2 separate regions of the Homo sapiens genome follow, and region 1 is linked to region 2. The links are chromatin contacts, found by Hi-C or POLR2A ChIA-PET in ENCODE. All regions are on one chromosome and are shown on one strand. Each heading gives the region's core, a stretch centred on a gene start or an enhancer-like site at or near the end of the contact. The rest is flanking DNA. Distances are from core to core; before and after follow the strand shown.

The links. Hi-C counts contacts between places; a loop is a spot of excess contacts on that map. ChIA-PET counts read pairs that join two places held with the same protein, here RNA polymerase II (POLR2A). Pooled maps may share reads with other maps.
Region 1: a map of PC-9 shows a loop between it and region 2 (4-fold over the local background). The contact joins two enhancer-like sites. A Hi-C loop is called at or near these places in 8 of 168 maps with a recorded cell type or tissue (Caco-2, PC-9, Right ventricle myocardium inferior and 4 more) and 5 of 50 pooled maps. POLR2A ChIA-PET finds 5 or more read pairs at or near these places in 3 of 52 experiments (H1, PC-9 and activated CD4-positive, alpha-beta T cell).

The regions. Positions count from the first base shown.
Region 1 is chr12:3,233,031-3,238,343 of GRCh38, reverse strand. The region is part of intron 3 of TSPAN9 (tetraspanin 9); the gene reads right to left. Among named protein-coding and RNA genes, the nearest start is that of LINC02827, 65 kb to the left of the region's middle. RefSeq lists enhancers at 1,582-2,263, 2,264-2,945. Within about 2 kb of position 1,761, at least 3 of the 41 ENCODE cell types and tissues checked have a DNase peak (open chromatin) inside an H3K27ac peak, as active enhancers do.
Region 2 is chr12:3,200,304-3,205,456 of GRCh38, reverse strand. It overlaps TSPAN9 (tetraspanin 9), which reads right to left. Exons shown (of 9, transcript NM_006675.5): 3 at 4,201-4,280. The coding sequence starts at 4,263. Among named protein-coding and RNA genes, the nearest start is that of TSPAN9-IT1, 53 kb to the right of the region's middle. Within about 2 kb of position 2,277, at least 3 of the 41 ENCODE cell types and tissues checked have a DNase peak (open chromatin) inside an H3K27ac peak, as active enhancers do.

The sequences.
Region 1 (5,313 bases), core at 512-3,011, 33 kb before region 2:
CTTTGAGAGATGCACAGGGAGGGCGCCTGTCATGCCAGCCAGGTCAAAGTTGCTCAGCAGAGTGGGAACAGCAGAGGACACAGATGCAGAAGCAGGGTTCAAGGCTCAGCTCGGTGGCTGTTAACCATGAGCCTTGGGCAGATCACGTGGTGTCTCTGACCCTCGGTACTGTTACCTGTAGAATGGGGATAATGCATCTTCTCTACCAGAGAGAGAGAAGGGCTTTGTAAACAGCATGGGAAAATGAGGGAATAGTCTCGTCCTTCTCTTGAGGATGACTGGGGAGGGAAGAGGAGGGAAGGAAGAGGAGAGGAAGGTAGAGAAGGATCCACAATGAGGCTGGATTTTGAAACCCAACCTGCTGGCTTTATAACCAAGCTTTCCATCATCACGGGAAACTCAACCTGCAGCAAATGTATGCTGAGTTCATAAACATGATTAAGAAGGTTGTTTGCAAAATTCACACCAGGGAAATGAGCTGCAGATGGTGGTGGCAATGCCCTTTCGCAGCAGGCAGCAGCTGGCTGTGTGGACTCAGGGACAGCTGGAGGGAGCTAATGCCCACCTCTGGCTTCGGAAGGGAAGGGGGCAAGCTGACCCTGCCCTCTCTGTGCCTGGGGAGGGGGAGACTTGCAGAAAGCTGAAACCCTACATCATAAAACTGCCATTTGTTCTGGAGAGATCAATCAGGTTTTCGATTCCAGCCCAACCGGGAGGGCAGGCCAAGCTCAGAGAAAGAAGAGTGGGCTAAGAGCACTGCCCCTTCCACGGCAGCCTGCCTCGGGTGGGACAGGGCTGCAGAGGCTCTGGCTGTCCACTGGAGTGTCCTTGGTGAGGGAGGAGGGAAGGAATTTGGCAAAGCCAACTTGAGGTCTCTCCCGGCCAGAGGGACACTCTGTTCTGTGGCCAAGAGGTAGCCCTGGTATAAGGAGAATAGGTGGGAAATACAGGGACCAGAACGGCCTCACAGAATGCTTTGCAGGTCACATTTCACGTAGGTGGGCACCAGCCTGTCTTTGATCGTAAGTCATCAGGAGGCAAGCCCATCAGGAGGCAAGCCCAGGAATATCTGTGTGATGGGCTTCCTATAGAGCCGCTGACACAGGAGACTTTAAAAATGTGACAAAGGGGATGACATCGATCAGGATAATACAATGACCCCGTGGCCCAAATTTGGGATGAGCCTTCTCTTTTGATGTATCTCACAGCCCCTCCTCTCTCCTGGACACATTCTACCCATGCTTCAGCTGCCGCCCCACCTACTCCAGGAGGCCCTCCCTGATGAGTCATTCAAAGCAATGGCCCCTCCCACAAATCCTCACACCGCACTGCTCACTGCCTTGGCTGCTGCTCGCAGTCATTTCACATGTGTGCTCGTTTCTATCTGACAACCAGGTGCTCCCTAAGGGCAGGGCCACATCTGTATGACATTGCTCAAATGTGCCCTACAGTACTAGGAACCCAGAGGGTGCCCAGTGATGACAGGATCTGAGCCTGCAGAGCTTTTCATGAACTTGCAGAATGAGCTATATCCCTGTACGTCACTACCCACCCTCTCCCTCCTGCTGAACCTGGAGAAGAGTCATGAGCCTGCTACCAAAAATACCCCACCGCCTGGACTCTCAGATGATTCCCCTACAAAGGCTGGGAAGCACAGACCCAGGCTTACTCGTCTCTTCTCTACCCCCGCCTCCATTTTTTCCAGTCCCCAGAAAGCCGCAGTCTCTCAGCAAATTCCACGGGCTGGGTGAGACTCAGATCCGGCCAACAGCATGCCGGGCGTTCTTTACATATCATCTTATCTACTGGAGGAAGCATCCTGGTGGCAGCGAAGGGCACGGGCCTCAGAGGCAGGCAGCTGAAGTGAACAGGCTCTGCAACCTACCAGCTGTACAGCCCAGGGCAAGTTACCTAACCTCTCTGAGCTCCAGCTGCCTCATCTGTAAAAGGGCATAACACCTTCCTCTCAGGTTTGCTGTGGAAATCATGCCTGTAAAGTGTTTACCAAGTGTTTGTCACTCCCAGAAAGTACTAGATAAATGGTAATTAACATTAAATTATTGCACCATTCCCTCAAGGTAGAGATTATTGTCTTCTCTCCACCAGTGAGGAAGATGACGCTCAGAGACATTAAGCAACTGGCTCAGAGTCACAGAGCTGCTGCTCAGGAGGCAGAGCAGGGGGTTCAAACCAAGGCCTTCTGACTTCAGGTGCACTGTTCTTCTCCAAACACCACAGGCTTGCAGAGGACGCTAAAGGAACAGAAACAACAGCAGAGCCTGCCCCTAGCCCTGCGGAAGTTTGCAGCCTCAAGTCACAGGGACAGAGCTGTGGAACCCTGAATCAGGATCCCTCATGCCGCCCCAGCGGCAGCAGGTCCAGGGGAATCCTGGAACATGAGCCATGGCTTCAGCAAGTCCTCATTTGAGAAGATTGGCTGGACTCCCCCAAATTAAGTGCTGTTGCAGGCAAGCTAGGCCAAAGCCCCCAGAGCTAATCATATTGGCACCTGCTGTCCCCCCACACAGGCAAACTGGGAAGGTGCCACTGGCTGGAGTCAGCCCTCAGCCCTCACACAGTCCAGCTCACAGGGAAAGCACCAAACTGGCTGCAGGACAAGCCCAGTTCACAGAGGCACCGCCTTCCCCATCTGAAATAACCAGCCATCATCAGAGGGTGGGAGACAGGATGCAGTCGACACCTTCCAAATTCAAACCTACTCAGTGAGGGAATCACACACGCATTCGTCACACACAGTCTTGTTGATCCATGTAGCCCCTGGTGACATTAGACAAGGACTCAAGGGAAGTGGGAACTTTCACAAACATGATCTCCTCTGATCCTCTCAACCACCCTGGGGCATATGTACTTTTGCCCCATTTTACAGATAAGGAAGCTGAGAAGACATTGGGCAGTTTTTCCAATGTCACCCAAAAAGTAAGGAAAATGCTAGCGTGCGAACCCCATGGCTCCAGGCTTCCGGCCAGGCTTCTTGCCACTACAGCACGCTGTTGGTCTGTGCTCTCGTTCACTCATTGCCGCTTCACTCCACTCATTCCTTCATTCACTTACATATATATATATATATATATATATATATATATATATATATATATATATATATATTTTTTTTTTTTTTTTTTTTTTTTTTTTTTTTTTTTGAGACGGAGTCTCGCTCTGTCGCACAGGCTGGAGTGCAGTGGCGCAAGCTCTGCTCACTGCAAGCTCCGCTCACTGCAAGCTCCATCTCCGGGGCTCACGTCATTCTCCCGCCTCAGCCTCCCGAGTAGCTGGGACTACAGGCGCCCACCACCACGCCCGGCTAATTTTTTTTTTTGTATTTTTTTAGTAGAGATGGGGTTTCACCGTGTTAGCCAGGATGGTCTCGATCTCCTGACCTCGTAATCCACCCACCTTGGCCTCCCAAAGTGCTGGGATGACAGGCGTAAGCCACCACGCCCGGCCTCACTTACCTATATTTTTTTCCTAAACAGCGACAACTCAGGACCCTCTGGGTTGTTTACTACTGCCTTCTGCTGCCTGAGAAAACCTGGGATACTGAGATGATATTTTTCTTCTTTCCTGTAGAGTTGCTAGGATTCAGCCCTTCTCCAAGCCCTGCCATCAGCAGCTGATCCTGGAATGAGTGCTGAGAGCAGCACAGACCACTCCACGCTTCCACTCTGACTGCAGGCCTGGCCTAGAATGTGCCCCTCACTGCACAGTGCACCTGAAAGCCTTTTTCAAAACAGGTGTCTCAGCCTCCCAGAAATACAGCTCTTGGGATGTTACTTTTGGAGGTAAGGAACGGGAAAGATGATAAAGTAGCCTGTCACCCAGTTTGCAGGCAGGTCAATCAATGCTTGCATTTAATGAGTACCTACTACTATGTCAGTGCTGCAGGGTGGCCGGAGCAGAGGGAGGGGGTCATGAAAGAGTAAGAAACAAAGGCCCTGCCCTCAAGGCCATAGTCTCAACTACAACATAGCTGTTAAGTGCACCTGAGAAATTCAGAGGAAGGTAAGACGCCTGCATGTGAGGACAAAAAGATTTCATTCAGACCATGGAATTTCAACTAGACAATCAAAGGATGGCCAGGATTTAAATCTGGGATGGTGTAGAAGAAAACTGCCCAAACCACCTTCTCAACAGCATGGCCAATGTGAAAGTCTGCCTTGATTCTTCCTTCCCTGATCTTGGCTAAATATTTCATCTTTTTTATAGGCACTTGGCAGAGGTTCCAGGATGGGAAAGCAGGGCAGTAAATTAGATCTTCGAGGACGTCTCAGCCCTACACACCCACGTTTACACAAGCTCCATTCATCCCCGCTCTGTGTAAAGTAACTCTGCTATTCTCTGCAGCCTGTGGGGGCTCCGAGATGGGAGTGCTGGAAGGAACCTGGCTCTTGCTACTCAGCTTGGGAAATATTCCCTGCAGAGACCTGGCTGCTACTCAGGCTAGGACAGACACACCTCTATAGCCCACAACCCCTGCCAACAGGACTGCTCTTTTCTTTGAGATCTGATGCATTTCTCAAAAGAGGAAAACTCCTTGCCCCGTGATGCAGGATTTCACCAGTGTATGCCATAGAGGAACTATTATTCATGTGCATGAAAGAAATGTACACAGTCAAAGATGCTCACAGCAGCTTTGCTCGTGACAGCAAAAAACTGGTAACAATGAACACACAATGAAATATTAAAAAGCAGGGAAAATGAATGAACTACAAGTACAAACATTACATGGATGAATCTTAGAAACACAATATTTAGTAGAAGCAATGCAAGCTACAGAAAGCTACATGTAGCACAATACCATTTTACACAGCTCAGAAGCACATGCAACTATAGAATGCATCGTTTAGGGAAACATCTGAGGGGCAACATTACATAAAAAGGCAAAAGGCTGATAAAAATGCCCTCAGGAGAAGGGTGCCCTCCGCCAGGGGATGGGACAGGGACGGAGCAGGGCTAGAGGTGATGTGTTGTGACAATCCACATTCAGCTAGGTGGTGGATTCCACAGTGTTTCTTACAACTTTGTAACTTACATGTATTCTTTTGTATTTATCAAATACCACTTAATAATTTTACATGCTTGTAACCTTACTAATTTACATAATCCTGGAAGCTTGAGAATTCAAGCTTTGGTAGCTTCAAGCTGAAGCTACCAAAAGAGACAGAAAGGAATGAGACGACAGGTGGCCCTGGAGGGAAAAAATCGGTTTGACCTAGCCAGCAAAGTCTCAAGTTCTCTGTCCCCATTCCTGGGTGGCTTTCCTCCCCACACCTGTGATCAGCAAAGGCACCTGAA
Region 2 (5,153 bases), core at 1,028-3,527:
AGAGCCCGACCATGCTGCCTGCACCCAAAGGCAGCCAGCGTCTGCGAGGGCCCTGACCTCACTTAAGGGAGTTTAATCAGGGCCCCATCAGCACTCTGCCCGGGGCCACCCTGCGCCAACCTTTTCCCTGTTCCAGCAGGCTGGCTGAACACGGCCTCCTCAGCTAATTAGCCTTCATTAAGGGAGCGATCCACAAGGAATAGGCTTTCCAATGGGCCAGAATGTCACTGCTCTGCCAGCCATAATTTAAAGTGATGGGACAGCTCTGCTGGCAAGCATGAAAAATGACCATTATCCTAAGTAGCAATTACGCCAGCAGCCCCAGCCCCGCCCCCACCCCTCCACATCAGACAGGAACTTGATTTGGGCTGGGAAGAGCTGGGCGGGATCAGGACTTGCTGCCCCAGGAAGGGTACACATGACCCCAGCATTCAGAGGTCCCTTTTCCAGCCCACCCCTATACGCTCTTCTCTACTCACAGTTTGAAGCTCCGAGTCTCCTTTGCCCCCTGGGAGGGGCTTAGAATCATTTAATCTCTACTACCAGTATTCTACCAGATGGCCCCAGGAGGACCCAGAGATGGGGCTGACTGAGGAAAATGCCCAGATGGTTTTCACTGCTAGGAGAAATCCCTTAGGGTGAGTGTGCTTACTGGAGAACAGGATCCTCAGTATGGGGAAACTTTTGTCCCAATTCAAATCTCCTATTCCCTATCCACCTAGAAGCCAGCATTGTCTTTAGCCCTGAGAGTCGGGGCAGGGGATGCAGAAGACAAAGAGGAGATGGGACTCAGTCAGGAGTGACCACTGACTCCCTCTCCTCTACCCTCACCTTGCTGCCCTCCTGGAGGCCCCAGATTCCCACAGTGCACTGGGCTGCCAACATGGCTAGAACTGTCTGGTTGAAGTCGCAGTGTCAGGAGCAGACCTGGACCCCCACAGGCAGGCAGGCACCCAGCAGCCTGTGAGGCACCTGCCCTTTTCTTAGTAAGGAGGAGGACCATGGGCTGTGTGGCTCCACCTGCCAACCTACCCCCAGTGATGTCACCCAGCCCTCACCAATACTAGTACCCTAGAAGCTCCGCCCAGTGGTGAGGAACCTATGCACGCCTCTGAAGGGTTGCAGTGTACGACAGCTGCACCTCTCTTCCACATGGGAATCCTCCCAAGCGCTCAGAGGCACGGGGCGGGGTGGTGTGGCGGCAGCGGTGAGTTTGGAGAAATACCTGGTAGGCTCCGGGATCTATGGGAAGAGTTCTATCTATTGATCGCAGCCCTCAGGTTCAACTCTAATCCTTCAGAAAAGCCTCCTTTTTGGATCTGAGCCACAAGACTACAACAAGTTAAGGCTACAAAATTCCTAACAATTGCACCCGGTCCCAGAGGGCTGGGCTTGACCCAGCCTGCATGCTCCCCCTGCCCCCCTGCACAAGACAGCAACAGAGGCCTCCCAGGGACCCTGACTCATCAACACCCCACCTGCCTTTGATGTTTTCCCTTCCCATTCTGCTCTTTCCTCTGCTCCTTCCCCAGTATCAGGCCAAGCACCAGCCTGCAGGAAGCCTTCATTTGAGTGGAGCACAGTGACCCACAGCCCCCACATCCTGGCCAACACCCTCCTGCACCTGCTCCTCCACCTCCCGATAAACACAGTGGCAAACACTCTTACACACAAGCATGAACTTGTCTTCTGCTAAATTCCCCATCTTACCTAAGGTCTATGTCTTATTTAATCATCTCATTTGCTACTAGCATACAAGAAGTGGGTCTTGGAGATTCAATTTTTCCCTGCTTACAGCATGTCATGGGAATTCTGGAAATATTAAGTAATCAGAAAAGTCAGAATCCAGGAGAGAACAACTCCTTGCCTGGTAAAGAGAATGTAATCAGTACCTTCTAATTAGGAAGCGACAGCAAGTTCTCTCGCTATCAACCGTAACGAAAATATATTCCACCAACTAGCTCATTAACCTCTGCCAAGGTTTTAAGGGAAGATGGGAAGAATTGCTTGTCATCCCATAGCTATGGCGCTCGGAGAGCCTTTATCAGAGGCAAGTGTGAGATCTAACTTCTCTTCCCCATCAAGTGGAACTCAGGAACCACTACCACATGACAACATGTTGTGGATTTACAGCTCTGGCCCTCCATGCATTCATTCACAAACATATAATGAGGGCCTACAACGTGCAGGGTACAGATCACTGTACTAGCCAGTGAGGAGGTCACCAAACCACGTTGGGCTCATCCTGGAGAAGAAAGGCACCGCAGGCAGTTATACCAACTCCGGCCAGCAGGTGGCAGGGTGGGGGTGGGGAGGAGTGAGCGCAGCTGAGTGGGGTTACAAGCCCCAGGGTCTGTCTTCCTAATAAGGCTTAATATAGGCAGGGTGGGACAAAACAAAAAGGTAAGTTGAGACTACAAAAAAGAATGGAGAAGGAAGCTGTGAACAATGAAAAGGACAGCATTCGTGTGAATCCAAAGGCACCAGGGAAGCACACACCAGTACTTGGCTGACAGATGCTGGCAGATGGGTCACAGGACCAGGAGGCACTGGCCCACAAGGCAGCCAGAGACATTCCAGTGGTGCTTGCCACCAGAAAAAGAATGAGACTATCTGCCCCAGCTTCCATAAAACTCTAGGCACATGACAGGTAACTTCCTACTAGGGTGGCTGGAGGGCCCAACCCATGGTGACAACTAGGGGAATCCAACTCAAGTCACTTCAAACCAGTCTCCTTGGAAAAGCAGCCCACACCCCAGGCAGGGAGGGGGGCTTCTCTCCCCAAGAGAGAAGATGAGGATGCCTGCCCCCACCCCAGATGGCATGTAACTAGTGACGTGAGGACAAGCAGGGAGACCATCACGACAGCCCCTATTGGACTGGAAAGGAAGCCCAGTCCTTCAGGGACCAAGTGATTTGCCCAAGGTCACACAAGAAGCTAATGCAGAACCAAGACTAGAGCCCAGTCTTCTTCCTGCGCTTGTCATTCTATGGGAAAAGTCACCCCTCCACACACACCCCCACCCTAAAAAGTGTTTCGGCTAATGTGGATCACTCCACACAAAAGCTGAATGCCTCTTCGGCACAACTGCTTCTTCCCAACTTCACTCTGAATGACTTTCTCCTGCCCCCAGTGCTCCTCCTGGACCACGGGCAGTGGGCAGCTGACAGCCTCCAGAGGGCAGGACAGACTCTGGGACTGAGCCAAACATCTGTGCTACGTCGGGGCTTGGGTGAAGAAAGGCAGAGACGGCAATTGGGATGAAGGAACGATTCGAGATGAATTTAAGAAGTTTTCAAATGTTCCTAACCAGTATTTCTTATGCACGTGCACATATGTGCGCACAGCCTCCAGAGTCACACAGAGGACAGAGAGCAATTCCCAGCTGCCCTACCCATTCATACCTTCTCTACAAAAGTGCCTCTCACCAAGGACAGGGGCACCCTGCTTGTCTCCCTTTGTCCCTTCCGGCCACTGGGGCTCCCAGAACCTGGAAGCACGTGGCCAGCCAGCTCCCTGCCCGGTCCACTGCAATCCCTCAAAAGCAGCAGCCAGCCACCCGATGGCAGCATGCCCCCACACCCCTCCTTTCCCACCCAGGCCCCAACTCGGGAGCATATCTGAGGACTAGCAAGCAGGTCCATCGGCTTGAGCCAGGGGCTCCTCCTCTTTTTCCTAGGATTCACCGAAAGGAGTGGGAACATGTGGCCTCTACACCCCGCCCCCCTCCAACCCACTCCCATAAAATGCTGCAGATTGTATTCTTGTGCATTCAGGAGGAATACAAGAAGAAACTCAGAAATACATCCTCACTTGTGCCTATCTCCAACTCAGGCTCACAGCTGTTACAAATTCTGAGCCCACAGCCATTACTGCAGGCTGCCCAGTCGGAGGCACTTCCAGCCTGGGTTTTCTTATAGGGGAAGGAGGTGGTGCCAAACTTTGCCAGCCTCCTAGGAGTAGAGCAAGTCTCTCCTGAAGACAGGCAAGCTGGAGCCCCCATTCAGCCACCAAAGAGAGGGAGAAAGGAAAGACAAAGGTGCATGAAAGGGGGGCGGGGGCAATTTTTTTTTAAAAGCACACTTACCACTGTGCAGAGAGCAGAGCAATGCAGCACAGAAGAGGGAGAGGGTATTCACGCTATGGTAAGCCAAGAGGAGGAGAAGAGGGCGAAGGGAGAGAGAAACGGAAGGACTTACCCAGAATATCAAATTGAAGAGGAACATCATGTACTTCAAGCAGCAGAGGCAGCCCCTGGCCATGTTGCACTTCTTAAATTCTAGGAGGAACACAAAGGACAGGTCCAGGTAAAACACCACGTACTTGCTGCCTTTGGGTGCATTGCACTTGTCGGTCTTAACGCCGGCCTCGGCGCGGCTCTGGCCCCGGGAGCCCGCGGTGCCGTAGAAGGCGCCGGCCGTGAAGCCGCGGCCGAACGGGCGGCCGGAGGTGGACGGCTTGGCAAAGTCCGAGTCCTTGCTGTCCAAAGATGGACTCCGATGGATCGAAGAATCCTCGCTACTCGACTTCTCCATGCTCGCGGCGTTCCCGGGGGGTGCGAGGAGCGGGGGGCATCGCTCCCAGAATGGGACGGAGGGGGCGCCCAAGTCGGGCGCGGGCTGCGGGGGGGCCGGCGGAGCCTTGCACGCCCCCTCTCTGCACAGGGGCTCACTCGCGGCCGAACCCCGCGCCCAGGGGCTGCTGCCTGTCGGACGGCGCCCCGCTTCTGGCCGGCGGCCCCGGGAGGGCTCTGCGGCGCGGCGCGGCTCTCTGCGCGCTCGCGAACGATCCCCGGGAACCGGCTCGCCCGCGTAACTCAGCGTCTTTGGGGAGGCTGCAATTTGATTTCTCTTTCCAGGCCGTCAGCTCGCCTCTGGCCGCACTGGCCGCTCCACACGAGGGAGAAGGGCACCGGGATCCAGGCTCCCTGGGCACACCTCTCCCAGCCCAGCCCAGCCCCAGCGCTGAGCCCCACCACTTGGCCGGCGCTCCGCCTCCTCTCGTTCCGCGACTTTGCGGAGCTGCCGCCGGCCCTGGGCTGCCCCGGCGCGCGGCGGACAGTGCCGAGGGATCCGCCGCAGCTGCAACCGCTGGGCTTTCCCTGCGAAATCCCGGCCCCGACTCGCGACTCTGAAATCGCCTGGAGCCCCCT